Regions from separate parts of the Homo sapiens genome. Here region 2 is linked to region 1. The links are chromatin contacts, found by Hi-C or POLR2A ChIA-PET in ENCODE. All regions are on one chromosome and are shown on one strand. Each heading gives the region's core, a stretch centred on a gene start or an enhancer-like site at or near the end of the contact. The rest is flanking DNA. Distances are from core to core; before and after follow the strand shown.

Region 1 (4,105 bases), core at 892-3,391:
TGGGGGGATCACAAGGTCAGGAGATCGAGATCATCCTGGCTAATACGGTGAAACCCCGTCTCTACTAAAAAATAAAAAAAATAATAAAAAAAAAATTAGCCAGGCGTGGTGGTGGGCGCCTGTAGTCCCAGCTACTCAGGAGGCTGAGGCAGAAGAATGGCGTGAACTTGGGAGGCGGAGCTTGCAGTAAGCCGAGATCGTGCCACTGCACTCCAGACTGGGGGACTCAGCGAGACTCCGTCTCAAAAATAAATAAATAAATAAATAAATAAAATAAAATAATAAAAAAGTGAATTAATTATCAAAGGGGCTTAAGCTAATTTTACATCTAACAACTATAGAGAGTCAGGTTGGGGACGGCTGCCTAAGGGTATTTCACTCACAGTACCCTTAACCTGAGATTCTATCAGCAAATCTCCGTTGTGTTTCACAGTGGATTTGGCTGTGGCTTGCAGGGAAGTTAAAATGTATCAGAAGGCCAGGCATGGTGGCTCATGCCTGTAATCCCAGAACTTTGGGAGCAGAAGCAGGCAGAACTCCTTTTTTTTTGGAGATGGAGTATCATTCTGTCCCTCAGGCTGGAGTGCAGTGGCGCAATCTTGGCTCACTGCAACCTCTGCCTCCCAGGTCCAAGCGATTCTCCTGCCTCAGCCTCCCAAGGAGCTGGGATTACAGGTGTGCGCCACCACGCCTGGCTAATTTTTGTATTTTTTTCTTTTAGCAGAGAGGGGGTTTCTCTATGTTGGCCAGGCTAAGTCTCAAACTCCTGACCTCAAGCAATCCACCTGCCTCAGCCTCCCAAAGTGCTGGGATTACAGGTGTGAGCCACCATGCCTGGCCAAGTGAACTCCTTTTTCATCCTTGTTGATAAGAAGTCAGACTCAGAAGGGGAGTTCCTGAGATCTACTGCTTCATGGTAAATTCCATGAACCCATGGAGCTGTCCTCCATGGAGATAAACTTAAAAGTCTAGCGACAATGATCTCAGGCTTTTAGCTATGATAAGATGCAGTCTGAGCCTGACTGGAGAACCCAAGGCTAGAAGAGACCCAGCGCCAGTAAGGCTGACCTCTCTAACTGCCCTATGGGAGGGTCTTAGGAACCAAAAGCATTGGTGCAACTCCAAAGAAAAGTAACAAACATGTATTTTTCCACTACTATAATACTGGTTGGGGATTTTAATTTAAATGATTTGACCACAAAATGGCAGTTTTCTAGCCCCAGCAGTTCATTTGACAGCAAGCCATCCACAAGAGCCAAATTTCCACTATAAATGTAATGCTTTACTTTCAGGCCTTGGACCACATTTTTCCATCCCATGAAGTGTGACAACAATGATTTCGAAAGTTAAAATAACAGAAAAAAGTACACTGAGTGATTGTTTTTTGTGACTTCTCACCAATAGTTAGGTTCTCCCAGATGCTGAAATAATTTGGCCTCCTGTAAGCCAAAAAGCATCTTGCTGCCTCAAGATAGGAAAGTCACGAAGGCTTAAGGTGGTGGCAGTGTCCTGGACCCAGTAAAGTCAGACAGGCATCTCTCTTCCCAGGACTCATTCCATGCCTCCCCTCTCCTCTAAGTCTACATTTGGATCAAGTCCCACTTGTCAGACTGTCAGAAGGTTCATCAGATCTCTGCTGTAGAAACTCTTTATTATAGGCATTTCAAAGAATTGGGGTGTGTACAAATCAAGTGGGAAATGCTTATTTGTGGAATTCTTTCTGGTGCCCAGGAGACAATTTTCCATCAAAACATTCACTGGGCATTTCATAATTACTAATAAAACATGTAAAAGAACTGTATGTGCTCATTTCAGAGCCATAAATGACTGTATTCATAGATGTTCCTTTGCCCATTGCTCTTTCCTGTCCAGGGGAATGTGCCCTGAGCTTCCTAGGCAGGAATGTGTTTGGAGTCAAAAGGTTTTGTCGCAGCCTACTGAGACGCCTGGAAGCACAAACTTCGATTGGTCTGAAGCGAGAATTTGGAATTAGCAATTAGGTGGGGATCTAGTTGAGAGGAAATGGTTTATAATTGCGGGGATGGATTATGATAGGTAGGGAGACAAATGGTTTCTGGAGTGGTAAAGGCTTTCTCTCTTTTTTCTTTTGCTGATGAACTTCCTATCCTACCCACTCAAGGAATGGGATAACTGGCCATCCTTCCCAGAACATTTAGACTCCTGACTCCCAGACCTGGAGTGACAGTTTCTCATGTTAAAATGATCAGAATGTGAGAATGAAAACACTGATGGAGGACTTGGGAAAGCTTCTTCTCTACAAGCGGAAACTGCAGTGGAAAAAAAGTCTCAATAGAGGCGACAGGATGACTCTGACCTAAGTAGCTATAAATAGCAGGAGTTGGCCAATGAGAACCTAAGGCAACCCCATCTGAAAAGCTGGTGCAGGTGGCCTCCAAGTGTAGTTAGAGCAGTGGTTCTTAGCTTTGGCTGGTGGAATCATCTGGGGGAACCTGAAAAGATACTGATCCTGAGTCTCTCCCCAGAAATTTAATTGGCCTGGGGAATAGCCTGGGCATCAGGATTTTAAAAAGCTCTGCAGGTGATTCTACTGTGCTGCTAAGGTTGAGAACCACTGATTTTGAGGTTATGATTCCTAACTGACTGGTCACAGGTGTCACTTACTAAAAAACATTTTTTTTAATTCCTAGAGAAGAGAATAAGAAGAGACTGGAAAATTGGTCATTCTCTCACAGCTTAAGTTTAGGTGAGGAGCCTTTGAGTATTCTGCTTTGTATGCAAGCCAAGCAATACACTGGTGGAGGAGGCAGGAAAAGCAAGTTGAGTAAGAGCCAGGGTGGAGGGGGGCACTCACCCAGGTCCTGGAAGGGGTAGGGGTAGGTGGGTGAACTGGGGCTTTCTACCAAGCTCACCTGCAGTCTCTCCCACCAGATCTGGCGGATGATCTCTCGTCGCTCGGGGACAAGTTTGTACTGGATAACCTCCTCCAGCTCGGACAGCATGTGGCAAGAAACCATGGCCTGATGGAAGCAAATCGCATTCCAAACTAATTACTGCACGAACAATCCAAAAGACAGGATTAATTTAAATCATTCCTTCTGGTGTCAGGGTATCTGCCGATCAGAGAAAACAGGCATGTTTCCAGCAGCCTGTAAGTTCTCAATAGCCCATTCTGAAAAAAGTATGGAAATAAGCCTCAAAAATGACAATGTGCAGAATAGTTGACACTTACCCCATATGCCCGACTGTAACTCTCTCCTGCCATCGCAGTTAATTCAGCATCCAGCAGGTCCCTGGCCTTGTCAATGCACTAGAAGAGAAACAACCCTTGGGACTGAGCTCTGGACTTGGGAGCTTAGGGTTATTTTAGGGCACCCCAACTAGCTACAGAAGTTATCTGTCTCACTTAAATTCCAGGGATGAAAAGAGAAATTCGCTGAAGAAGGGCATTTTCCCAGAACTGAATGGCTTGAGAGGAGGTATTATCCAATTTCTCATCGAAGACAGAAATGTATGGCATCCAAAACTTTAACATCTATCTAAGGTAACACACAAAATCTTAGGTGGCAAGGGCATGGGAATGTGGGCTGTAAAACCGAATCATGGGTTCTTGCATCTCAAGAGGACATAACTGGGGATCTACCTTTTTTTTTTCTTCTGAGACACAGTCTCACTCTGTCACCCAGGCTGGAGTGCAGTGGTGTGATCTTGGCTCACTGCAGTCTCCACCTCCCGGGTTCAAGTGATTCTCTTGCCTCAGCCTCCCAAGTAGCTGGGATGCTGGGGTTACAGGCGCCCGCCACCACGCCCAGCTAATTTTTGTATTTTTAGTAGAGATAGGGTTTCTCCATGTTGGTTCAAGCGATTCTCTTGCCTCAGCCTCCCAAGTAGCTGGGATGCTGGGGTTACAGGCGCCCGCCACCACGCCCAGCTAATTTTTGTATTTTTAGTAGAGATAGGGTTTCACCATGTTGGGCAGGCTGGTCTTGAACTCCTGGTCTCAAGTGATCCGTCTGCCTCGGCCTCCCAAAGTGCTGCGATTACAGGTGTGAGCCACTGTGCCCAGCCTGGGGATCTACCCTCTTTTAACTTTTTCTTGCTGGGCATGTTTATGAAAATAGATTCT
Region 2 (3,933 bases), core at 1,406-3,905, 100 kb after region 1:
GCCTGTAATCCCAGCTACTCGGGAGGCTGAGGCAGGAGGATCACTTGAGCCCAGATGGTTGAGGCTGCAGAAAGGTGTGATCGTGTGCAGCACTGCACTCAAGCCTGAGTGACAAAGAGCCTGTCTCAAAAAAAAAAAAAAACCCAAAAAACGTAAAAGGTTGCCAAAACAATATCACAGAATTGTCTCCATTACTGTTACATTTTCACACAAGAATTACATGCTCTTGCTGAAGAAATATATGTCAAACCTTGTTTAAAAACAGAAGATCATCTAAACAATTTTACATTATAATGAAATTTGAAGTACAGTCATGGGCCGGGTGCAGTGTCTCACACATGTAATCCCAGCACTTTGGGAGGCTGAGGAACATCACTTGAGTCCAGGAGTTTGAGGCCGCACTGAGCCAAGAGCCATGCACTCCAGCCTGGGCAACAGAATAAGACCCTGTCTCAGATGCAGTGGCTCATGCCTGTAATCCCAGCACTTTGGGACACCAAGGCAGGAGGATCACCTGAGGTCAGGAGTTTGAAACCAGCCTAACCAACATAAAGAAACCCCATCTCTACTAAAAATACAAAATTAGCCGGACATAAGGGTGCATGCCTGTAATCCTAGCTACTCAGGAGACTGAGGCAGGAGAATCGCTTGAACCCGGGAGGCGGAGGTTGCGGTGAGCCGAGATCACGCCATTCCACTCCAGCCTGGGCAACAAGAGCAAAACTACATCTCATTTAAAAAAAAAAAAAAAAAAAAGACCCCATCTCAAACTAATAAAAAACCAGTACAGGGTCGGGCGCGGTGGCTCACGCCTGTAATCCCAACACTTTGGGAGGCCAAGGCGGGTGGACTGCCTGAGCTCAGGAGTTTGAGACCAGCCTGCACAACATGATGAAACCCCGTCTCTACTGAAATACAAAAAATTAGCCAGGCATGGTAGTGCGCCTGTAATCCCAGCTACTCGGAAGGCTGACGCAGGAGAATCACTTGAACCCGGGAGGCAGAGGTTGCAGTGAGCCAAGATCGTGCCACTGCACTCCAGCCTGGGCAACAGAGCAAGACTCTGTCTCAGAAAAACAAACAAACAAACAAAAAAACAGTACAGTCGTGTGCCACTTAACAACGTTTGGGTTAACAATGGACCATGTATATGATGGTGGTCCCATAAGATTATAATACAGTATATTTTTACATATCTTTTCTATGTCTATGTTTAGATACACAAACATTTACCACTGTTTTACAGTTGCCTAGAATATTCATTACAGTAACATGCTGTACAAGTTGTAGCCCAGGAGCAATAGGCTACACCACAGAGCTAGGTGTAGAGTAGGCTATACCATCTGGGTTTATGTAAATACATTCTATGATGTTCACACAAGGACAAATTCTCCTAAGACGCATTTCTCAGAATGTATCCCCATCGTTAAGCAATATATGACTGTAATACTGAGCACTGTTTGCAATAAACAGGCCATTCCATTCAGCATAGGCCTGGAAATCATTTTGCTATTACCTAGAGATTTTTATGACAGTTATATTTAATAGAAGAAGATTTAGTCTATAATTTGGAAAGCCACATGTATATTTTCATTAGGTTCACATAAGCCAGTGTGCATGGGTAGGCGATTCTCATACAATCCAAGCTAAAGTGTTATTTCTCCTCTGAAGGCTGGAATTTCCTGATTCTTGCTTCTTGTCTATTTATTTCTTCTCTTCCATTGATGTTGGTCCCAAGTCCAGGCACCAGTAGTACACATAAAATAGGAGAGAAGGGAAAACCACACATCCCTTAGGAAGTTAGGGATACTGAAAGCTACCAGAACCACATTTAGACAATGAATTAGACTTCTAAAATAGCACATGCTATGACTGCATTTACTCTGAGAAATGTTTTCTCCCATGGCTCTTGTGGTCAAATGACAATGAGGCATGCTGGGGCTTGAAGACAGGTGACCAAGGAGATACAACCCTAAAATTAGAGTGGGTCAACAAGAAAAACTAAGGGGATAGCATTTCGGCAGGAAACGGGGTAAAATCAAGAGCATAATTTCCTGGCAAGGCGCCACAGCTCATGTCTGTAATCCCAAGCACTTTGGGAGGCCAAGGCAGGAGAATTGCTTGAGCCCAGGAGTTCAAGACCAGCCTGGGCAACACAGTGAGATCCCAAATCATCTCTACAAAAAATAAATTTAAAAAATTAGCCAGGAGTGGAGACTCATGCCTGTGGTCCTACCTACTTGGGAGGCTGAGGTGAGAGGATCGCTTGAGCTCAGTAGGTCATGGCTGCAGCGAGCTGAGATCGCATTACTGCACTTCAGCCTGGGTGACACAGCAAGACCCTGTCTCAAAAAAAACCCCAAGAGAGTATAATTTTCTTTCCTGGATTTAGCATCCTGAGATTAGAAATCTGACTGTAGAGATTCTAGTTCAGTCTTGGAGTATTTTTTTATATTTCTAAAGCTTATAACATTGAGAAGTTTAAGCAATAACTTCCAAACTGCAAGCTTTAAACAAATAGTACTTATGCAATGAAGCAAATACTTATACGGTGTGCCCAGGCTGAATGTCACTGGCATATTTTAGCATATTTAATAAAACAACCTTGACTAACCTTAAAAAAGAGAGCAACAACAATAACAAACACCCACATCAAAAGAAGAAATCTAGGGCCCTCTGAGCCTTTGTATCCTGCTGCTAGGCAGCCTTCTGAACTTACAAGGGTAACTTACAAGGGTAATGTGCCAGACTTTGATCAAATTTGGCCTAGTTATTAGTTCCTTTTGAACCACAGACTTTCAATCCAAGATCATTTAAAGCTCTACTGAACAGCAGCCTGTCTGGTCATTAAAAAAGAGAAAAGCTGCTGGGTGCCAGGCCAGAACAATAGAAACTAACAAAATACGGGTGATTTTCCTTCTGTTATTTCTCTCTGGTTCAGTGGTTTTATGTGGCGAATTGTCATGTCCTCACCCAACACGTTCTACTTCTTTCGAACAGCGTGTTTAACACCTGACCAGCTACATTTCTCCTGTGGTTTGTCTGGCTGGGTGGCGTGAAGTGAGTCTGTGTGCTAGGGAATAGGGTCTGCTGAGGGCCAGGCTGGCCTTTTGCTTATGTTCCTGGCTCTCAATGGGTCCTGAATGCTTCACTAAGCACAGGCAATGAGCACCACGGTAAAGTGGGAAGAGATGTTCAAGACTGGGTGCCTACACTCAGCAAGTAGAGAGGTAAGACAAGGACATTAAGTATGAACAGGCAACTAGAGCATTATAAATTTTACCTCTACCCTATTTCCAAAACATATTTGAAGTAGCTTGAGGAGGCTGTAATAATATATAATGGTTTCCACTTATTAGGGCTCTGTGCCAGGCACTATAGTAGATGCTGAGACATTAATGCTGCTCATCTTGGGAGGCAGAGATTGTTATTCTGATTTTACAAGTCAGGAAGCTGAGGCCCAGGTAGGTCAAATAATCTGTCCAAAACCTCATGGTTAAGGGCGGAGGTGGGGTTCATCTCAGGTCTGATGCCAAACCTTTCCACAGCTGAGGGCTATGATGGAAGAAGGCAAGGACATTTACAGCTGGAGCAATCTAGGAAGGCTTCGTTGAGAAGTTGGACTCTGAGTTGGGGCAGCTTCAGGAGCCAAGGATTGATGCTGCCTGCAAGTGGTGAGGCAGCTTGGTGACCACCTCAGGGACAGAAGCAGGACGATCCCCAAACCCTCCCTGACTCACAAAGCTTTGACGTAGATGCTGCACAGTAGCTACATCAAAACTGCCCTTCCTTTGGTCTCTTTTAAGTCTACTTGTGAACTTGTTGGCATCCATACATGAAAATTTGCTTGGCCATAGAATTGCCTCTCTGTTCTGATTGTTCCTGTGTCTGCTGCCTCTGACATTAGAAAACCTGAACTAAATAGCATTGAAA

The links. Hi-C counts contacts between places; a loop is a spot of excess contacts on that map. ChIA-PET counts read pairs that join two places held with the same protein, here RNA polymerase II (POLR2A). Pooled maps may share reads with other maps.
Region 2: a map of astrocyte of the cerebellum shows a loop between it and region 1 (7-fold over the local background). The contact joins the enhancer-like site here to the promoter of MTOR-AS1 in region 1. A Hi-C loop is called at or near these places in 2 of 168 maps with a recorded cell type or tissue (astrocyte of the cerebellum and right cardiac atrium) and 1 of 50 pooled maps. POLR2A ChIA-PET finds 5 or more read pairs at or near these places in 5 of 52 experiments (H1, Panc1, WTC11 and 2 more).

Annotation. Positions count from the first base shown.
Region 1 is chr1:11,141,757-11,145,861 of GRCh38, forward strand. MTOR-AS1 (MTOR antisense RNA 1) reads left to right here and starts at 2,142. Exons shown (of 4, transcript NR_046600.1): 1 at 2,142-2,231; 2 at 2,911-3,130; 3 at 3,397-3,523. It overlaps MTOR (mechanistic target of rapamycin kinase), which reads right to left. Exons shown (of 58, transcript NM_004958.4): 33 at 3,212-3,289; 34 at 2,892-2,999.
Region 2 is chr1:11,243,561-11,247,493 of GRCh38, forward strand. All of the region lies in intron 8 of MTOR (mechanistic target of rapamycin kinase), which reads right to left. Among named protein-coding and RNA genes, the nearest start is that of MTOR, 17 kb to the right of the region's middle. Within about 2 kb of position 2,656, at least 4 of the 41 ENCODE cell types and tissues checked have a DNase peak (open chromatin) inside an H3K27ac peak, as active enhancers do.